Linked DNA regions of Homo sapiens: region 1 is linked to region 2. A link is a loop called in an ENCODE intact Hi-C map of the cell type or tissue named here. Cell type or tissue: Caco-2. All regions are shown on one strand. Links, peaks and the distances in the headings refer to the core of each region. The heading gives the core; the rest is flanking DNA. Region 1 has its middle 8.9 kb from the start of INPP1. Region 2 overlaps NEMP2 (nuclear envelope integral membrane protein 2).

Region 1 (2,925 bases), core at 174-2,673, 180 kb after region 2:
AGCTGTTGTCTAATCACCACATATGAGCACTTCATTGTCATGAAGTATTCCTTTGAAATACGTTTTTTAATGACACATTAGCCAAGACCTCTAGAATAAGGAAGGTGAATGGTAGCAATGTCAGTAGGCAACTCTCAACCCTTCTGGACTCAGTCATATCCTTTCCTCAGTCATGTCAATCACATCAAACTAGAATTGAAGTTACCAATTGTCACACGGATCAGCACTGTGGGGCTTGCCATTGCTCCACCTCATAACTTGAAATCAGCTACTGGAAACTTGAAATTGGTGTTGACTGTAGTTCACTGGACTATAATAAGTTTTGCAGGCCGGGTGTGGTGGCTCACACCTGTAATCCCAACGCTTTGGGAGGCCAAGGCAGGTGGATCCCTTGAGGTTAGGAGTTCGAGACCAACCAGCCTGGCCAACATGGTGAAACCCAATTTCTACAAAAAATACAAAAATTAGCCAGGTGTGGTGTTATGTGCCTGTAGTCCCAGCTACTTGGGAGGCTGAGGTGGGAGAATCTCTTGAACTCAGGAGGCAGAGGTTGCAGTGAGCCGAAATTGTGCCACTGCACTCCAGCCTGGGCAACAGAGTGAAGTCCTGTCTCAAAAAAAAAAAAAATAGTTTTACAGCACTTGTCACCTATATCTCTTTTGTTAGGCATATGTAAAAATGACTTGACCATAGGCTATTAGGTAGTTTAAAAATGTGGTTGACTCACAACAAGGACCAGACTTGAACTGATAAAGTTGTAAGAGATTCCTAACTCCATGTTGCACAATCTTATTTTTGTGTTCCTTTTAAATCATTAACTAATATAAATCATTAATACCTGCCTTAGAAAAGATTGTATAATGAAAGCAAAGCACATTTATGATTCAGGGAAGGAATCCTTAACATTTGTGATAGAACATTTAAAACTCTGAGTGTTTTTAAGGTACGGTGCAAGGTTACTAACCTATGTAAACTAGTGGGAGTAGAATGTGGTCCTGAGTGATACAAGTAGATAAGATATGAAAAGCAAAGGATAAATTTCTAGTGTATGTCATAGCGGATATATTTACAGTCATGAAGGCATGGGAATATAGGCATCTCTCTAAAAGCTTTCATTGGGCCTTGAGTTTTTAATCTTTATTTTACCACACTCTATCCACACACACATATGCATACACACACAAACTGCATATACGTTAAACTTCATAAAATGGAAATTATCTTTTTTTTCCCTTACCTTTCCACAGAAGTGTTGTTTACTAAATTCGCAGATGTTAAATATAGTAAATGCCAAAGCCTTGGAGTTTACGAATCCTTAGGATTTGAATTCCCCCATCTCAAGGGAATTAAAGCCTGACATCGAAGAGTAAAAAATTCAGGGAAGGATCATTGGACTGCCTTTCCTGTGCTCCCTCTGGACGTTCCTTCATAAACTGCCAAGGCCAACCTCTGCTGATTAGATGTCAGTTCTCTGCCGTTTGGTACAAAGGTTATCCTCTGGAGCAAGCATGTTATCAATGACTCATTTCCTCCCATTCTTAAACTTCCCTAGATATTTTCTTGTTTATTTTAGTTTTCCACAGACCACTCTAAAATCAACTTATTCTTGGATCCTCCCTGATACATTTTAGTTTGTAAAATGATTTTATTGCATACTTTGCTATGTTGAATATTTACATCCTGATTGCTTACCCCATTTTGTGTATTTTGCTTTCGAACAAGTTTGCCTACCTTTATTTTTGGAATATTTTGGCAGTCTATCTTTTGATATTTTGTGGCAAGTATGAGTATGTATTTAATTTCATAGGGAATAGTGCATTTAAAAGTCATTTAATTTCTTAAGCATTAAAAATTGAGCCTTAAGAGCCTTCTTTAAAATGTCCAATACACAGAATCAAATTATTTTCCTAAACCGCACCCATTCTATCTCTTCCACACCTGATATTACCAAATCATTCTGGTAAAAACTTAAGCCAACAAGAGACTGGAAAGGCAAGAGGAGACAAGAAGAGGTAGATTTCTCATATGCTGATTATACTGTCTTATGAATTTGTTAAGTAATTTCCTTCTGTGATATAAGGTGTGTCATTTAGTTAACACTGTAGAGACATTTTAAATATATTTGGGAAAATGGGATTGTACTGTTACTCCTAACACCTCACAACTTAAAAACAATTTTAACTTTCAAATCCCTTCATACGTATTGAGTATTTGATCCTAAATGCTTTTCACAAGTCTTGTAATAGAATGTGCCAACAGTGAAATGTTTGCTTATTGTGATTAATCTAGAGTTTCCACAAATGAACTGTTATAAATGGAAAGAAAACACTGGAAAATCAGAAAGAACACACACGGTTATTTTTGAACTTAGTTCACATAGTTTCTTTCTTCCTAACATTCCCCCTACCCCCCTACTCCCTCATACACATTTTTTCCTTCTTTTACTCTTTCCACAAGGTTATGAAGAAAGGTTAAATATAGTCGTCCCTTGATATCCACGGGATGCTTGGTTCCGGGATCTCCAACACTCCTCCCACTGTGGATACCAAAATCCGAGCATCCTAAAGCCCAGCAGCTGACTCAGCAGAACCCGTGTGTACAAAAATTCAGCCCTCTTTATAGGCGGGTTTCACATCCCTCAAATATTGTATTTTTGATCTGTGTTTGGTTGCAAAAACTCCACTTGTAAGTGGACCCACGCAGTTCAAATCCATGTTGTTCAAGGGTCAACCATATATTACTTGACATATGCGGTTAAATTTTATCTTGGAAATAGCAACAAATGCAGTTATTAGTTACTTCTGTGAGGATCAAGGAGTTAAATGAAAGTTGGAGACCCACTGCTTGATACCAAGATGAGGAAAAGGAAGCTAATTCCCTGTTACCACTTACTTCACTGCATCTCTGGTCTCCCGTTCTCTTCGT
Region 2 (2,925 bases), core at 256-2,755:
CTTCTTCCTTCCCTTTAACCATCCAGCTCCCTGCCAAGAGCAGAGTGTGTTCTGCACAATGGTTCTTTTGTGCACTAGCTGTGTTCTATAATAATCAAAATGTACTATAACTTCCTCAACTTAAAATTTTGCTAGTGAATAATTATATAAAGAATTAGGGGATGAAACAGGAACTTATAGGTTAAATAACACACCAGAGAAATAATACCTTTATTTTGTATAGTACTTTCTAGTTGCAAAGAGCTGTTTACTTATATTTTAATAGTATATGGTAACTACTCTTTTGATTATCCTTATTGAACACCTACTATAGGCCACTTACAGTGCTAAGAACCCTACACAAAATATCTCATTTAACCTGTACAGTGACCTATGAAGTAGATGAGGGAGATATTATTGCTTTCATTTTAATTTTTTTCATATGAGCAAAGTGAGGCTCTGAACTGTTAAGGAATTCCCCAAGTTCATATAGTGAATAAATCTCAAAGCCAGGACTATGTCCAGGTCTTCTGGCTTAGCATCCAGGGTTTTTCCTTCAGGGAAACCATGCACAGGTATTCAGAAAAGCAGAAGGAGATTATATCACTGTTTCCTTGATCTAGCTCATCAACTATAAGATCTTTAAAAGATAATAGATTTATCAATCCTAACCCTCAAGAAAAAATATATATATACTTAAATATATATTATATAAATATATCCTAATAATTCTGATGCTCATTTATATTTCAAAATCTCTGGTTAAATTTAAAACCACCTCAAAATATTTTTAAAAACTCATTATAAATAAAACAAATGTTTTAGGCCGGGCGCAGTGGCTCATGCCTGTAATCCCAGCAGTTTGGGAGGCTGAGGTGGATGGATCATGAGGTCAAGAGTTTGAGACCAGCCTGACCAACATGGTGAAACCCCATCTCTACTAAAAAATACACAAATTAGCCGGGCGTGGTGGCGTGCGTCTGTAATCCCAGCTACTCAGGAGGGTGAGGCAGGAGAATTGCTTGAATCCCAGAGGTGGACATTGCAGTGAGCTGAGATTGTGCCACGGCACTCCAGCCTGGGCAACAGAGCGAGACTCTGGCTCAAAAAAAAAAAAAAAAAAATTAAATTTAATTTAAAAAATAAATAAAACAAATGTTTTAAAAACCTTATTATTGTTACTATTTTTATGAGAGTCTTAGATTCCTAAATTTTTAGATTCCTACATTTTATGAGATTTAGGATTTTCTTGGTTGGAAAAAGAAAGTTCTAATCATGATCCACTCGTCATGTAATACAGGAAAAATTACTATAAATTTTGTACAATATTTGCTCTTTCTCTCTAGGATTAGAATCACCACCACTAGGTGGAAGTGATATCCCACAAATCCTCCCAGGTTCTTGGTGTGGAGAGTAAATGGTCAGTGTTCTAGAGGGTCTGCATAAAAGGACATCTCAAAAGCTTGCTTCTATTAGTGCCCAAGAAAATCAACAGGCCAAGCATAAAAAAACAAAACAAAACAAGCTTTTAATTGCCTCTGTGATTAGAAATCACCGAGGAAGAAAAATACAATTAACATCTGTATCAGAAATTGATTCTCAAATACCTTAGGACATTATTTATGATAGTCCAGGAAATGGGGAAATACACTATTAGGCCCAAACTACATGTTCTCTATACCTCAGTCATGATAACAGCAATAAAAAAGTATAGATATGATATAGAGGAAGTTAAGAAGTATTATTACTGTTACCATCTAAGAAATGTATTTTTGTAAATCTTTTTTTTTTTTTTTTGAGACGGAGTCTCCCTCTGTCGCCCAGGCTGGAGTGCAGTGGCGCGATCTCGGCTTACTGCAACCTCTGCCTCCCAGGTTCACGCCATTCTCCTGCCTCAGCCTCCCAAGTAGCTGGGACTACAGGCGACCACCACCATGCTCAGCTAATTTTTTATATTTTTAGTAGAGACAGTGTTTCACCTTGTTAGCCAGGACCGTCTCAATCTCCTGACCTCGTGATCCGCCTCCCCAGGCCTCCCAAAATGCTGGATTACAGGCGTGAGCCACCGAGCCTGGCCTATTTTTGTAAATCTTAAGGATTGAATTAGGAAGTAATCCTGCAACCACATGCCATGTTTTAGGAAAATGGAGCAGTGGTTTACATCAAAAGAGCTGGTGGTGAAATATCTTACGGAAGACGAGTACAGGGAGCAAGCTGATGCTGAAACGAACAGTGCTCTGGAGGAGCTACGCCGGGCCTGCCGAAAACCCGACTTTCCCTCATGGCTGGTCGTCTCCAGACTCCACACTCCTAGCAAGTAAGTCCCGCTCTGCTGCTCGGACCATAGTTTAGTTCAGAATGATTTAAAAAATAATATGATGGTTTGGTACAGGCACTTCAGGGTAGAAATAGACTGTTTCCCTGGATAACAGATGATGTGGAAGTTGTCAGAGGTCCCTTTTCTCAGTACTGTGACTTTGCACAGTAGAACTGCTGATGTCAGAATAAATATTTATCTGATGTTTTATAGGGAAGGCTATAAAGATAACTTCCCTATGCGAAGGGAAGGTGGAATAGGATGTGTGACCTGCTTCTCACCCTATTGGTGGGGAAAATCTTTTTTGTTTTGTTTTGTTTTAGATGGAGTCTTGCTCTGTCACCCAGGCTGGAGTGCAATGGTGCAATCTCAGCTCATTGCAACCTCCGCCTGCCAGGTTCAAGCAATTCTCCTGCCTCAGCCACTTGAGTAGCTGGGATTACAAGGCGCGGGCGCCACCATGCCCGGCTAATTTTTGTATTTTCAGTAGAGATGGGGTTTCACCATGTTGGTCAGGCTGGTCTCTAACTCCTGACCTCGTGATCTGCCTGCCTTGGCCTCCCAAAGTGCTGGGATTACAGGCATGAGCCACCGCACCCAGCTGGAAAATCATTTTTAAAGTTCACTAA

What was found. Hi-C counts contacts between places; a loop is a spot of excess contacts. Peaks named below come from ENCODE experiments on the same cell type or tissue, not always from the same donor. Only the 100,000 strongest peaks of a DNase experiment are listed, where the experiment ranks them.
Region 1: it touches region 2 in a loop (6-fold over the local background); 21 of 110 quality-filtered maps call a loop at or near these places.

Annotation. Positions count from the first base shown.
Region 1 is chr2:190,333,213-190,336,137 of GRCh38, reverse strand. No RefSeq gene overlaps it. Among named protein-coding and RNA genes, the nearest start is that of INPP1, 8.9 kb to the left of the region's middle. In Caco-2, for the core only: no CTCF peak of the experiment used is centred there; a DNase peak (open chromatin) is centred at 1,437; H3K4me3 peaks cover 263 bases.
Region 2 is chr2:190,509,732-190,512,656 of GRCh38, reverse strand. NEMP2 (nuclear envelope integral membrane protein 2) reads left to right here. Exons shown (of 9, transcript NM_001142645.2): 8 at 2,120-2,296. Among named protein-coding and RNA genes, the nearest start is that of NEMP2, 24 kb to the left of the region's middle. In Caco-2, for the core only: a CTCF peak has its summit at 1,385 (motif pointing right); no DNase peak of the experiment used is centred there.